2 separate regions of the Homo sapiens genome follow, and region 1 is linked to region 2. Evidence: chromatin contacts called from ENCODE Hi-C or POLR2A ChIA-PET data. All regions are on one chromosome and are shown on one strand. Each heading gives the region's core, a stretch centred on a gene start or an enhancer-like site at or near the end of the contact. The rest is flanking DNA. Distances are from core to core; before and after follow the strand shown.

The links. A loop is a pair of places that touch in the nucleus more often than their neighbours do. ChIA-PET counts read pairs that join two places held with the same protein, here RNA polymerase II (POLR2A).
Region 1: a loop to region 2 is called in a map with no recorded cell type, with 12 times the contacts of the local background. The contact joins the promoter of IPPK here to the promoter of LINC02937 in region 2. A Hi-C loop is called at or near these places in 1 of 37 single-sample maps with no recorded cell type. POLR2A ChIA-PET finds 5 or more read pairs at or near these places in 1 of 52 experiments (OCI-LY7).

What each region holds. Positions count from the first base shown.
Region 1 is chr9:92,666,477-92,672,131 of GRCh38, reverse strand. IPPK (inositol-pentakisphosphate 2-kinase) reads left to right here and starts at 2,001. Exons shown (of 13, transcript NM_022755.6): 1 at 2,001-2,224. The coding sequence starts at 2,144. LOC107987095 (a long non-coding RNA gene) reads right to left here and starts at 1,770. Exons shown (of 2, transcript XR_001746837.2): 1 at 1,459-1,770. RefSeq lists enhancers at 4-173, 431-725, 1,480-1,529, 1,540-1,989, 2,730-2,899 and a silencer at 2,030-2,209.
Region 2 is chr9:91,161,579-91,167,785 of GRCh38, reverse strand. It overlaps LINC02937 (long intergenic non-protein coding RNA 2937), which reads left to right and starts at 4,506. Exons shown (of 6, transcript NR_184105.1): 1 at 4,506-4,781. The region is part of intron 2 of LINC00484 (long intergenic non-protein coding RNA 484); the gene reads right to left. RefSeq lists enhancers at 2,805-3,099, 4,497-4,546.

The sequences.
Region 1 (5,655 bases), core at 752-3,251, 1.5 Mb before region 2:
TTTTTTCTCTTTCAGACGGAGTCTTGCTCTGTTGCCCAGGCTGGAATGCAGTGGCACGATCTGGGCTCACTGCAACCTCTACCTCCCGGGTTCAAGTAATTCTCCTGCCTCAGCCTCCCGAGTAGCTGGGATTGCAGGCGTGCACCACACACCCAGCTAATTTTTGTATTTTTAGTAGAGATGGGGTTTCACCATATTGGCCAGGCTGGTCTCAAACTCCTGACCTCATGATCCACCGCCTTGGCCTCCCAAAGTGCTGGGATTACAGGCGTGAGCCACCACACCCAGCCTCCCCCACTTTTTTTTTTTGAGACAGAATCTTGCTTTGTCACCCAGGCTAGAGTGCAGTGGCTTGATCACGGCTCACTGCAGCCTCAACCTCCCGGGCACAAGCGATCCTCCCGCCTCAGCCCCTCAGCCCTACAAGTAGCTGGGGCTACAGGCACAGATACCACACCCTGCTAATTTTTTGTAGAGACAGGGTTTCACCATGTTGCCAGGCTGGTTTGGAATTCCTAAGCTCAAGCGATCCGCCCACCTCGGCCTCCCAGAATGCTGGGATTACAGGCATGAGTCACCATGCCCTGCCCCAGCCTCCCTTTTGAGGCCTAAAATGGAGGAAAGAGATGCTCAAAGCCTTCAGCTCATTTTCCTGAGTCACTGGCCTGATTTCACTACAATTCCCAAGGCCTGGCAAGGTGCCCAGCCGTTCTCAAAGTTGGGTCTGCAGGTCCTCTCTTTGTGAACTACATAACTGCAGATGTTCTTCACAATGTGTATGTCAACCAATGCAATATATTGCAGCAGACCGAATGCCGAAGCACATGTGAGAACCTATTAGGTCAGATTTTAAAAAGATTTGCAAAAGTGTAAAACAATACCACTCCTTTATTTTGGTGGTGGGCGTGGAATGTAATGTTTACTTTTTTTTTTTTTTTTTTTTTTGAGATGGAGTCTCACTCTGTCGTCCACGCTGGAGTGCAATGGCGCGATCTTGGCTTACCGCAACCTCCGCCTCCTGGGTTCAAATGATTCTCTTGCCTCAGCCTCCGGAGTAGCTGGGATTACAGGCCTGCGCCACCATACCTGGCTCATTTTTGTATTTTTAGTAGAGACAGGGTTTCACCATGTTGGCCAGGCTGGTCTCAAACTCCTGACCTCAGGTGATACGCCCGCCTCAGCCTCCCAAAGTGCTGGGATTACAGGCGTGAGCTACCGCGCCCGGCTGTTTACTTTTAAACGAAACAACAAAAAACTTTAAAGCATTTTAACTTAGAATGTGGTAACATCGATAGCTGTAACCCACATTAGCAAAAGCTTGGGGCCCTCATTTTTATGAGTATAAAGTGGTCCTGAGACTACGAGTTTGGGAAATGCGGTAGCTCTACGAGGCGGTGCCATTCTTGCCGCCGCATCAGTGAATTTAGGAGAAGGAAGGTCGTTAGCCCTCTGCCTCACCGCCAAGCAGGAGCCTTGCGCTCCAACTGCGTCCCTCGAAGTCTTCAGGCAAAAGCGGGACTGGGGAGTCCAGTCCTGTGGCCCAGCCACATTTCCTCGCGTAGAACGTTGGACAATGTTTTCTACCTCACAGGACCATCCAAATGACTGCGTTAGGTATTCCCATGAAATGTACGATGAGTACACCCTATTCTACAGAAGCAAAAGCTGAGGCTCAGAGACGCCAAGAGGTTTGCTGGGGTCTCGCGACTAAGCGGTCCCAACACCCAGACACCCTGGCTACCCGGGGACTGCCGGTCACTACCGGGCGCCGAAAAGCCGCCGGCTCCTTCCGCCAGCTACACATCCGGCGCCGAGGCCGGAAGCTTCTCTTCCGGCTCCCAAGACCGCGTTCCGGAAATGAGTCGCTCTACCAGTACCTAAGATGGCCGCCGGCCCATCCACCGTCGCGATCGGTGTGAGGAAAGTGTCACGAACCCGGAATTGCCCGACTCCGTCATGGCAGGCGCCGGGGGCGTGGCTTCCGGCGGCCACAGCTTGCTAGTCGCCGCGGCGGGGTCGAGCGGGGGCGGCAGCTGACAGGCGCTCCTCCCCCGACCGCAGCGGCTGGTTCCCAGCGAGGCGGGCGGCCCCCAGCTCGCGTCCCCGAGTCCTAGCCCGCGAGGCGCCAGGGCTGCGCCTGGGCATGGAAGAGGGGAAGATGGACGAGAATGAATGGGGGTACCACGGAGAGGGCAATAAGAGCCTGGTGGTGGCCCACGCGCAGGTGAGCGGTGGACGTGCGGCGCAGGTCCGGTACCTCACTCCGACGGCCGGTATCACCCCGCCCCCATTATCCGTTTCCTCAACAGGGTCGGTTCCACGTCCCCCCAGTACCTTCCTCCTCCCCGGCCGGTCTCCGGAATTCCCCCACCCTCCAGCATCCCCCCCTACCGCTTGGGTTCCTCATCACCCCAGTATCCCCTCTCTACTGGGTCAGTCTCCCATTGCCCCAGATCCTTCTCCTGGCCGGTCTGTCGTCCCCTCAGTATTCCCGTTCCCCGTCAGAGTCAGTTCCACATCCCCCTCCCCGCCCCGTCGGTGCCGCGCTCAGCCTCACGCGGTGCCGCCTCCCGCCTGGATGCCCGCCGGACTGCCAGGCCGCAGTGGGGTGGAGGCTTGGTTGGGACGGAGGGCCCGGCCAGCACTGGAGGAAGAAGCAGAGTGCCCACAGTGCTGTTACTCTCAGCACCAAAAGAGTTCAGCCTCGTGAGACTACGGAATTGCTGTGCTGTTAATAGTAAGGGGATGTTGTCCACAGGTCCTCTTCTCAACCTTTTAGAATTTGAAGGCTTTCACCTGAATTCAACGAGGGTGAAAGTTTTAGAAACTGCAGTAAGATCTCGCAAAGGTGAATCCCAAGAGTGAAGCGTGTGGGTTTCTGTGAGGGCCCAGATCTCTCTGACCTTTTGCTGTCTGGTACAACCACGCAGGAATGTGGCCGGCTGGAACGGGGGAGGGGGGTGAGGGAGGCGAGGATAGGTGTCATGTAGGGAGGAGTTAGAGCATGGGTGTTAAAGGCACAGGAATCTCAGTGTCTACATTTGTGAAGTGGAACTAGTAGTAGAATTCACTTTGTGGGATTGTTGCAAAGACCAGTTACGCAGGAACCCATCAAGTTATGCTTAGCAAGTGATAATTGTCATCCCTTGGACAGATAAATAAAGTGAAAATCAGAGAGGTTAAGGGCATTGCCCGAGTCGAACAGCTTGTCAGGGATGATGTAGGCAGTGGAGTCCTGCCTTGCTTCTGTTGTTCCTATGCTGGGTGCATTGGTCAGCTGTAGTGTAAGCTGCAAACACCCAGGTAGCCCCTAGGTTGTGCCTTTGGATTTTGTTGCTCATTAGCACAGGGAACTAAAGAACAGAGACTACAAGCTTTGCTCAAGATCTTTAGGTGAATTAATAATGGACCAGGCTAACCTAAAGCTGTCCTTCTCTTGTGTAGTCCACTATTGGCAAAGTGAGGGATGTTTCTGCGTGAGTCCTTTTGTTGTTGGGTTACTGTGCTGATCCCCTGAATCCTTTCCCAAAACAAATACTAATCTTCCAATTCCTTGGTAAGATTAGATGTATCTCTGCATTTTAGGTAAACCTAAGACTTTTCTTTAGTGAGGGCTGATACATTAAATTTCAAAAGTAGTGGCAGATGAAGCAGCAAGTTTCAGGCTTGGAGCAAAAGGACACCCATGTTGAAAGAGCAGAGGCTTTGACGCAGTTGCCTCTGGCACTTGGATCTCTCTGCACGTTCCAGACAAGTATGTGTCCACCCCCTTCCCTGAGTAGGCATCTCCAGGGCAGCCTGGCCCTACCCTGTTGCACAGCTCTGATTGTAATGATTGTTTATTTTTATTTATTTATTTATTTAGAAACGGGGTCTCACTCTGTTGCCCAGGCTGGAGTGCAGTGGCGCGATCTCGGCTCACTGCAACCTCCGCCTCCCAGGTTCAAGCGATTTTCCTGCCTCAGCCTCCCGAGTAGCTGGGATCACAGGCATGCGCTACCGTGCCCAGCTAATTTTTGTATTTTTAGTAGAGATGAGGTTTCACCGTGTTGACCAGGCTGGTCTCCAACTCCTAACCTCAAGTGACACCCACCTCAGCCTCCCAAAGTGCTGGGATTACAGGCGTGAGCCACCACGCCAGGTTGATTGTTTATTTTTTCTTTCACCTTTTCAAATTTACCTACAGCCACCAGGCTGTTCTAGACCTATGCTATTCATTCTTTTTTTTTGAGACGGAGTCTTGCTCTGTCTCCCAGGCTGGACTGCAGTGGCGCAATCTTGGTTCACTGCAACCTCTGCCTCCTGGGTTCAAGCAATTCTCCTGCCTCAGCCTCCCAAGTAGCTGGAATTACAGGTGCCTGCCACCATGCCTGGCTAATTTTTTTGTATTTCACCACGTTAGCCAGACTGGTTTCAAACTCCTGACCTCAAATGACCCGCCCGCCTCAGCCTCCCAGAGTGCTGGGATTACAGGTGTGAGCCACTGTACTCAGCCTCATTTTTTATTTTAAATCTAAACTTGCTTTACTGTGCTCATTCCTGCTTGGTTGTTGTTTTTAGCTCATCATTTGAAATTGAAGATTATCACTGCACATAGTCTCATGAGAAAATGTTTCCCATCAAGTTAAGGTCAGATGGAGCCTGTGCCTGATGTGGTAACCTGAACCAAGCCTAGCCCACCAGCTCTGCCCTGTGGCCTGTTTGCTCAGGCTGTGGACCGAGGAGGAGAGAGAGCAATTCCCAGAAGGCAGCTTTTTAGGACCTGTTGAGTTCGAGCAGAGGGTGTGTGTCAGTGGGATAAGAGATGGGTGAGGTAGAATAGGAGGAGTCCGTGGTCTTGTGGATGCTGAGCATGCGCCCAGCCTCCTTCCAGCCGGGTGTGGGAGCAGGTGGACCCTGCTACTGTACTCCTTAGATCCACCTCATTCAGTCCAAGAGAGAGGGAGGCCTTTGCCAAGTTTTTCCAGGTAAGGAGAGGGTTGCTTTCTCTGAGAGGACATCAGCTTCTCTCAGAATTGAAAGGTCCCTAATGAGTCCTGTGCTGACCCCCATCCCCTCTACCATGAGAACATGATGCGCCTTCAGCCAGCCTGAGCTCGTCCTGCAGGAGCCGAGGGCCTAGGTAAGGAGATCTGCATGGTCATTGGCTGTCAGCACTAGAAGGAGCACAGTGATGTTCTTCCTGCAGTATGCAAACATGGGATGAGAGAGAGCCTTCTGTGCAGCGCAGGACTTGTAGGAAATGAGGCCTGGGGATGGAGGAACTAGGTGTGGGCTACAGGAGGGTGGGAGGTTGTGCCCAGGGTGGGCAGGAAGGTAAATAGCAGGCCAGCCATAGAGAGGCGTTTAAAGGTGTTCCTGACAGAAGGTGGTCAGCTTCCCCAAGGCCCTTCCACTCAGAGACGGCCCAGGATGATTCTCATTTTGCCTGTCAGTTTGCATTCTGCCTCTGTTTGGGATGGTTGTGCACCTGAACTTTCCCAGGCACAGGTAACCATGGTGTTCTCTGCCTCATGTGGTGTGGACCCTGTGGCATGCTTGAGAGGCTCTCGGCAGCCTGGCATGTTCCCTGGTGTGTGTCTGGAGCTCCAGACACTGACCCTGTGGGGGCTCCTTGATGAGGGAACTTCCCATCTGGGCACAGTTTCCTCGCTG
Region 2 (6,207 bases), core at 3,257-5,756:
TTAGTATTTTTAGTAGAGACGGGGTTTCACCGTGTTAGCCACGGCGGTCTTGATCTCCTGACCTCGTGATCCACCCGCCTCGGCCTCCCAAAGTGCTGGGATTACAGGCGTGAGCCACCGCTCCCAGCCAAAAAGGTTTACACTTTTGGTAAAGTAAAAACTCATTTTCTTTTGAATTAGAGTTTTATGCATCAAATTTGCTCTAAATGGCACAAAACAATTAATAAGGGAAGGAGAGGAAATCCACATCTCTTCATGTTCTCACTGGGTGCATCAGGGAATGTTGGCATTAAGCCCCTTCTAGCTTTGCAGGTAAACTTTTCCCTCTAGGAAATTGGTGTGAGAGATGCCCTCCAGGAAACTGGCATGAGAGAAAGAAAATAATGCTAAATATAAACAGTTCGTTTTCTAAGAAACATCACCTGTTTGTTTATGAAATTTTGCCTTGGAGGTGCAAAATACTAAATAATTGAAGTTGCTGCCGCGATGAAGTGTTTTCAGTGAACATAAAATAAATGTTTCTAAAGGTTTTTGTTTGTTTGTTGTTATTTTGCTTGACCCAGTGTGTTCTAGGAATCTCCCGGCCGAGCCCGGGCAGTCTAATGATAGAGACACCTGGGCCACCCCAGGCATTCTAATGGGAGAGACTCCCGGCTGACCCCAAGCATTCTAAAGAATGCAAATTAGACTTGGCTTTTAGTTCAGTTTGCTAAATCGAGGCCTTACTTTTTGTTGGCCTCTCTCCATAAATCCTGTTGAGTGAGAAACTGATCTCAGGTTCTTTTCTGATTATGTCATTGAAGATCACCCACTTTAGTTGTGTAATGGTTGTTGCATTCTTATCGGGCAGTTTTTGCCTAAGGCACCCATTTCCCACTTATGGAGGGCAGAAATCTAAGGTGGCCCTGGAACCAGAACCAAGCCCCCTGGCGTTATTCGCATGATTATGTTATCTTGTATGGCAAAAGACTCTTTCAGATATAATTAAGGTCACTAATTGTCTGATCTAAAAATTGGAAGATTATCTGGGGTGGGGCCTAATATGAGTTCTTATTTATTTATTTATTTATTTTTGAGACAGAGTCTCGCTCTATCGCCCAGGCTGGGCAATGGGGCAATCTCGGCTCACTGCAACCTCTGCCTCCAGGTTGAAGCTATTCTCCTGCCTCAGCTTCCTGAGTAGTTGGGATTACAGGCACCTGCCACTGTGCCTGGCTAATTTTTGTATTTTTTAGTAGAGACGGGGTTTCATCATGTTGGCCGGGCTGGTCTCAAAGTGCTGACCTCAGGTGATCCGCCTGCCTCTGCCTCCCAAAGTGCTGGGATTACAGGTGTGAGCCACGGCACCCGGCCAAGTTCTTTAAAAGCAGAGTTTTCTCTGGCTGGTAACAGAGCCGGAGTTAGATTTGACACCAGGGTGGAGTCTCTGTTGCTGGCTTTGAGATGGAGGAGGCCCTGGGAGGTCCCTGTTACCGAGAGCAACCCCTGGCTGACAGCCAGCAAGAAAATGAGGATTTCAGGGGACTGCAAGGAAGTGAATTTGCCCAACAACCAGATTAAACTTGGAGGTAGATTTTTTTCCCCAAACCTCCAGATAGGAGACCTTGACATTGGCCTTGTGAGACTCCAAGCAGAAAACCCCATTAAACCCGCCTGGACTTCTGACCTGCAGAATTATGAGACCATAAATGGGTGTTGTTTTAAGCTATTAAGTCTGTTATACAGTAATAGGAATTTATTATTTGTTACACAGTTATAGAAAATGAATATACAGGTGGGTGGGGTGGGGGGGTATAGCTCACACCTGTAATCCCAGCACTTTGAAAGCCTGAGGTGGGCGAATCACTTGAGCCCAGGAGTTTGAGACCAGCCTGGGCAACATGGCAAGACCTCATCTCTACTAAAAGTACAAAAAATTAGCTGGATGTGGTGGTGCATGCCTGTAGTCCCAGCTACTCGGGAGGCTGAGGTGGGAGGATCACCTGAGCCCGAAAACTCGAGGCTGCAGTGAGCAGTGACCATGCCACTGCACTCCAGCCTGGGTGACAGAGTGAGACCCTGTCTCAAAAAAGGAAAAAAGAAAGAAAGAAAAAAAAATTAATATATAGCTCTGATAATACAATCTCAGTAATAAACCATTTGATTTATTTCCAATGTTATTGCTGTTTCCTGGAACAATGAGTGTGGTTCGATTTTATTTTTATTTTTTAGTTGTGGACAAGGTCTCCATTGTCTAAGCCACTGTGAGAATTCAGGTAAATCATGGCCCATCCTGGGACAGTTCCTCCACATTCTTGCTACTCAAAGTGTGCTTCATGGACTAGTGGCTTCAGCCTCACCCAGGAACGTGTTAGAAACACAGAATCGTGTCACCGCCCCAGACCTCCTGATGCAGAATCTTCATTTTAGTAAGCGACCCACTGCCCCCGCGCCCCCTGATGATTTGGGTGCTCATTAAAGTTTGAGAAGCACTGTTGGAGCTTGCCCTGAAGTTGTAGTGCGCTCTTACGGATTTCAAACCAAAAAGCATTACCTCTGTGAAGCCAGTCTGGAGCCTGGCTAGACCTTCTCCACCACCTCGGGGGCTTCTTATGTTCCAGAGTCTAACACTCTGGCCAGATACCAGGGACCTTTCACCCTCAGAACCTGTGCTCACATGTGGCAGTGAGCAGTGCCTGCACCTCAAGGCACCGCATCTTCCCAGCTACAGTGGGCCTGGCTGCTCCAGCTGCGCCCAACATGTGTTAGTAGGGGAATTAAATACCCCTCTCACTCCCAGTTTTGTGTATTTAAAAAATCCTCGGAAGAGAGTGGTATATGAGGTTTGAGGCTTATCAGCAGCTGCAGCAGCACAGGCCACGTCGTAGCTGTGAGTCATAGACAAGCATGCACACTGTGGCTGCCTGAGGCCTCTGAGCTGCCTTCCTCAGTCCTTCCCTCTGCAGGGCTTGGGCGTGGCGAGGCGGCTTCTTCAGCAAGTGCTGCGGTCAGCGTAGCGGGATTCAGAGTGCAGCTTGTCTGAGTGTCCTCTGCTTCAAGTTCACCTCGGCTGTCATCCCCCAGCAGACCACACATGCCCAGGGGAATGACCCTTTCTTACCACTGCGTCTTCAGACTGGGGTTGCTTTCTCTCCATCTCACCTTCTCCTGTACCACCTGAGGTACTAAATCTTCCAGGAAACCTTCCTTGAATGTCTTCTGACATCCCAGTGAGGGGCTCCTGATATTCACTTCCATAGTGCTTTGGTCACCTACTGCAGCATAAAACCACTCCAAATTGAATTGCTTTGCTCACAATTGCACAGGCCAGGGATTTGGGCAGGGCTTGGCTAGGCGCTTTTCACAAGGTGGGTCTCCTTTGTGGATGCTGTTTGATGCTGTCCTCTGAAGCCTCCACTGGAGGCTGGAGCTGCCTGTCCAAGCTGGTGGCCTGACACTGCTGCGGGGAGGCACAGGTGGCACTTTGATGAAAGCACCTACACGTAGCCTGTCTCTGTGGCTGGGGCTCTCTCACGGCGTGGTGCCTGGGCTCTGAGAGAGGGGGTCCTGAGAGCAAGTGCTCCAGGAGACACAGCCGAAGCCACGGAGCTCGCTGTGGCCTGGTCTGGAACTTTCACACACCACAAATGCTGCATTTCTGTTGGGTCAAATGTGTCACATAAGTCTGCACAGACTCGGAAGGAGGAGACTTACAGCACCATGCTGTGGCAGGGACAGCAAAGACTGTGTGGCCACGCTTCCTCTATCATGCGTGGCCAGGGTCTTCCCCACCACGACTCCTCCCCTAGGCTGTGCCATCTCACAGGGCTGCCTCCAAGCACATGCCTTCCCCAGCACCACACTCAGTGCTGGCCCTGTGAACACATCTGTGGGACTGATGGAGTAGAAACCTGCTTCAGCAAAAGTCGGGGAGTGGCAAACCTGGGAATGTAGAGAAGCACTCTGTGTGCAACACGTATTTCTTACGTACGCAATGATGGCTGAAGTCCATGCGGAGTTTATCACTACTGGTCAGTTTCAGAGTGTAGGTCAGAACCCGTGAGCCTTCCTTGCCAGAACAGTTTGGAGTGTCACACGAGGACTTCAGCCTGGACACCAGAACCAGGTGGGCAGTGGGGCCCATCACGTGCCACTGTAGTGTGAAGGGACAGGGTCTGCCTGCTGGTCTGCCCAGGGAGAAGATACTCCTAGCTCTTCAGGCTCCTACTCAATCCCCTGACAGCACCCCTTAGCGAAAAGGCACCACCCTCGGCGTCAAGCGCATCTCTGAATGAGGGTCATGGTGAGCTTGTGTTAGGAAAATAGCTCTCTTGCCAATACGCAGGCAAAGTAAGCTTCTGCAATTCTCAAAGTCCCGAGTTTGCAGAATTTTATTTACAGCAAAATGTTGGTTTACCCACAAACATCCTGCTTGGCTAAATATATCTCCTGCTCCTAGAACAGGACCTGTGGTTTTCAAGCATGGGTTTTGGCCTCCCTTCAGCATGCTGGCATGCATGTGCCCTGCTCTTTCTCCTGTGATCATCGGCATGATAGGAGGCGAGTGAGGAACTCAGTGTCTTCTGACACAGGCATCTCACAACACCAGTGCAGCCGGACCGTTGTCTGGTAGGTCTCTGTGCACCCAGGAGGACCTGGGCCTGCGAGAAGTCTGGGGCCCACTGCTGGGTATGCTCGTTTCTTGAGCATCCGAGTCACCTTTACAGTCTGCGATGATTGACGAGGTCAAACAGGACTCACTTGCATTGCCGGGTCTCTGTGGCGACAGGGAGGACTTGGAGGTAGGTGTTCAGGTCAGAAGGGACAGTCCTGACTTCCTCCACCGCTGTCTGCAGAAGCAGAGGCTGAAGCCACAGGCTGCGGGGGTGGGGAGCATGCTCCAGGAAGTGGCTCTCGGTGCTCCTGTCCACAGCCTCTGCAAGGAGAGGCACAGGCCCAGGCAAAGAACACAGTATGGCAAGTGAGGAGAAGGGGAAAAAATCAAATTACACGCTGTTTCTCCTTTGATAGTAGGAAGGCAGGAGGGAAGGGAGCTATGTAGACACAGGAGACGCTCCCAGTTCTGCTGGAGCTTAGGCTGGCCCTGGAGCTAAGCTTTAGCAATCTCCAAGGGAAAAGGATTGTTTAACAGAAAAATGGGGCCGAGGAAATACTGGACTTCAAATGAGAAGAAACTTTTTCAGAATCTTCGTGGCCTTGGGGCTGGTTGTCCTTCCCAGAACCATACTTTGTGGCAGTGGGGAAGTCATCTCTGATCTGAATCCTCCCCGGCCAGGATGTCAAATGGTCATTTACAGAGAATTAGTAACTGACAGGGAGAGGAGAGAACACCCTTCTTTGCCTGTGAGTGATGGCTGAGTCACACGCAGTGTGCGGTGATGGGCAACCATTATTTTTTGTTTGCTGAAATAATTTCATGGTGCAGATTGGTAGGGAGAGTTCATTTTTGAGAAAAGTCAGTTTCCTGTATTTGAGCAAAGAAACCACAAATCATTCTTTAACATTAGTAAATTTCTGTAAAGCACGAGTTGTCCTAAGTGAGGTGCGAGTGACACGAATCTTTTCCTCAGGCACAGAACTGTCATTCCTGCACTCTTGCGAGCCAAGGGTTAAATATTCAGGAATGTTCTGCCACCTGTTCTCAGGCAGCAATTTGAGCCTGGGAGGCCGCCCAGACAAGGACATGACAGCCCCCTCATGCCCCTTGCAGTTCTGAATGCCTCTCATCAATCCCGGGGTCTTGGGGGAATGGCAGAAGGATCCCCATCACAGTGGGGTCTCCCTTTTCACTTATAAATGCGGCGGGGCTGTGCTGTGCCTTCCGAGTGAGGAAGGGCTCTCTTCAGCCCACTTCACAGAAGCCTCCCTGGCAATCCAAGACCCCTAGTCCAGCTGCAGATGGCAAAGGAGACCCAAAGCACAGGAAAAAAACGCTATGGATAACCCTCAACAGCACTGCAGTGGTCTGAGGCTACTTGAGGCTAAGGGTGCAGAAGACCAGCCCAGGCACAGGTGTCAGGGAAGGCCCTGTCCTCAAGCGTTGGGAAGGAGGTGCTCTTCCAATCAGCCTCTGTCCCCCAACTGAGGGAAAGAGTCCGGCCAGGGGCCACCTGGGACCACCCAAGCCCACTGCATCTTCTCCTCCTTTTCCATCTGGTGACAGCTGCATTTCCGTGGGTGGCCAGGAGGAGAGTTTTTGATTCCCTT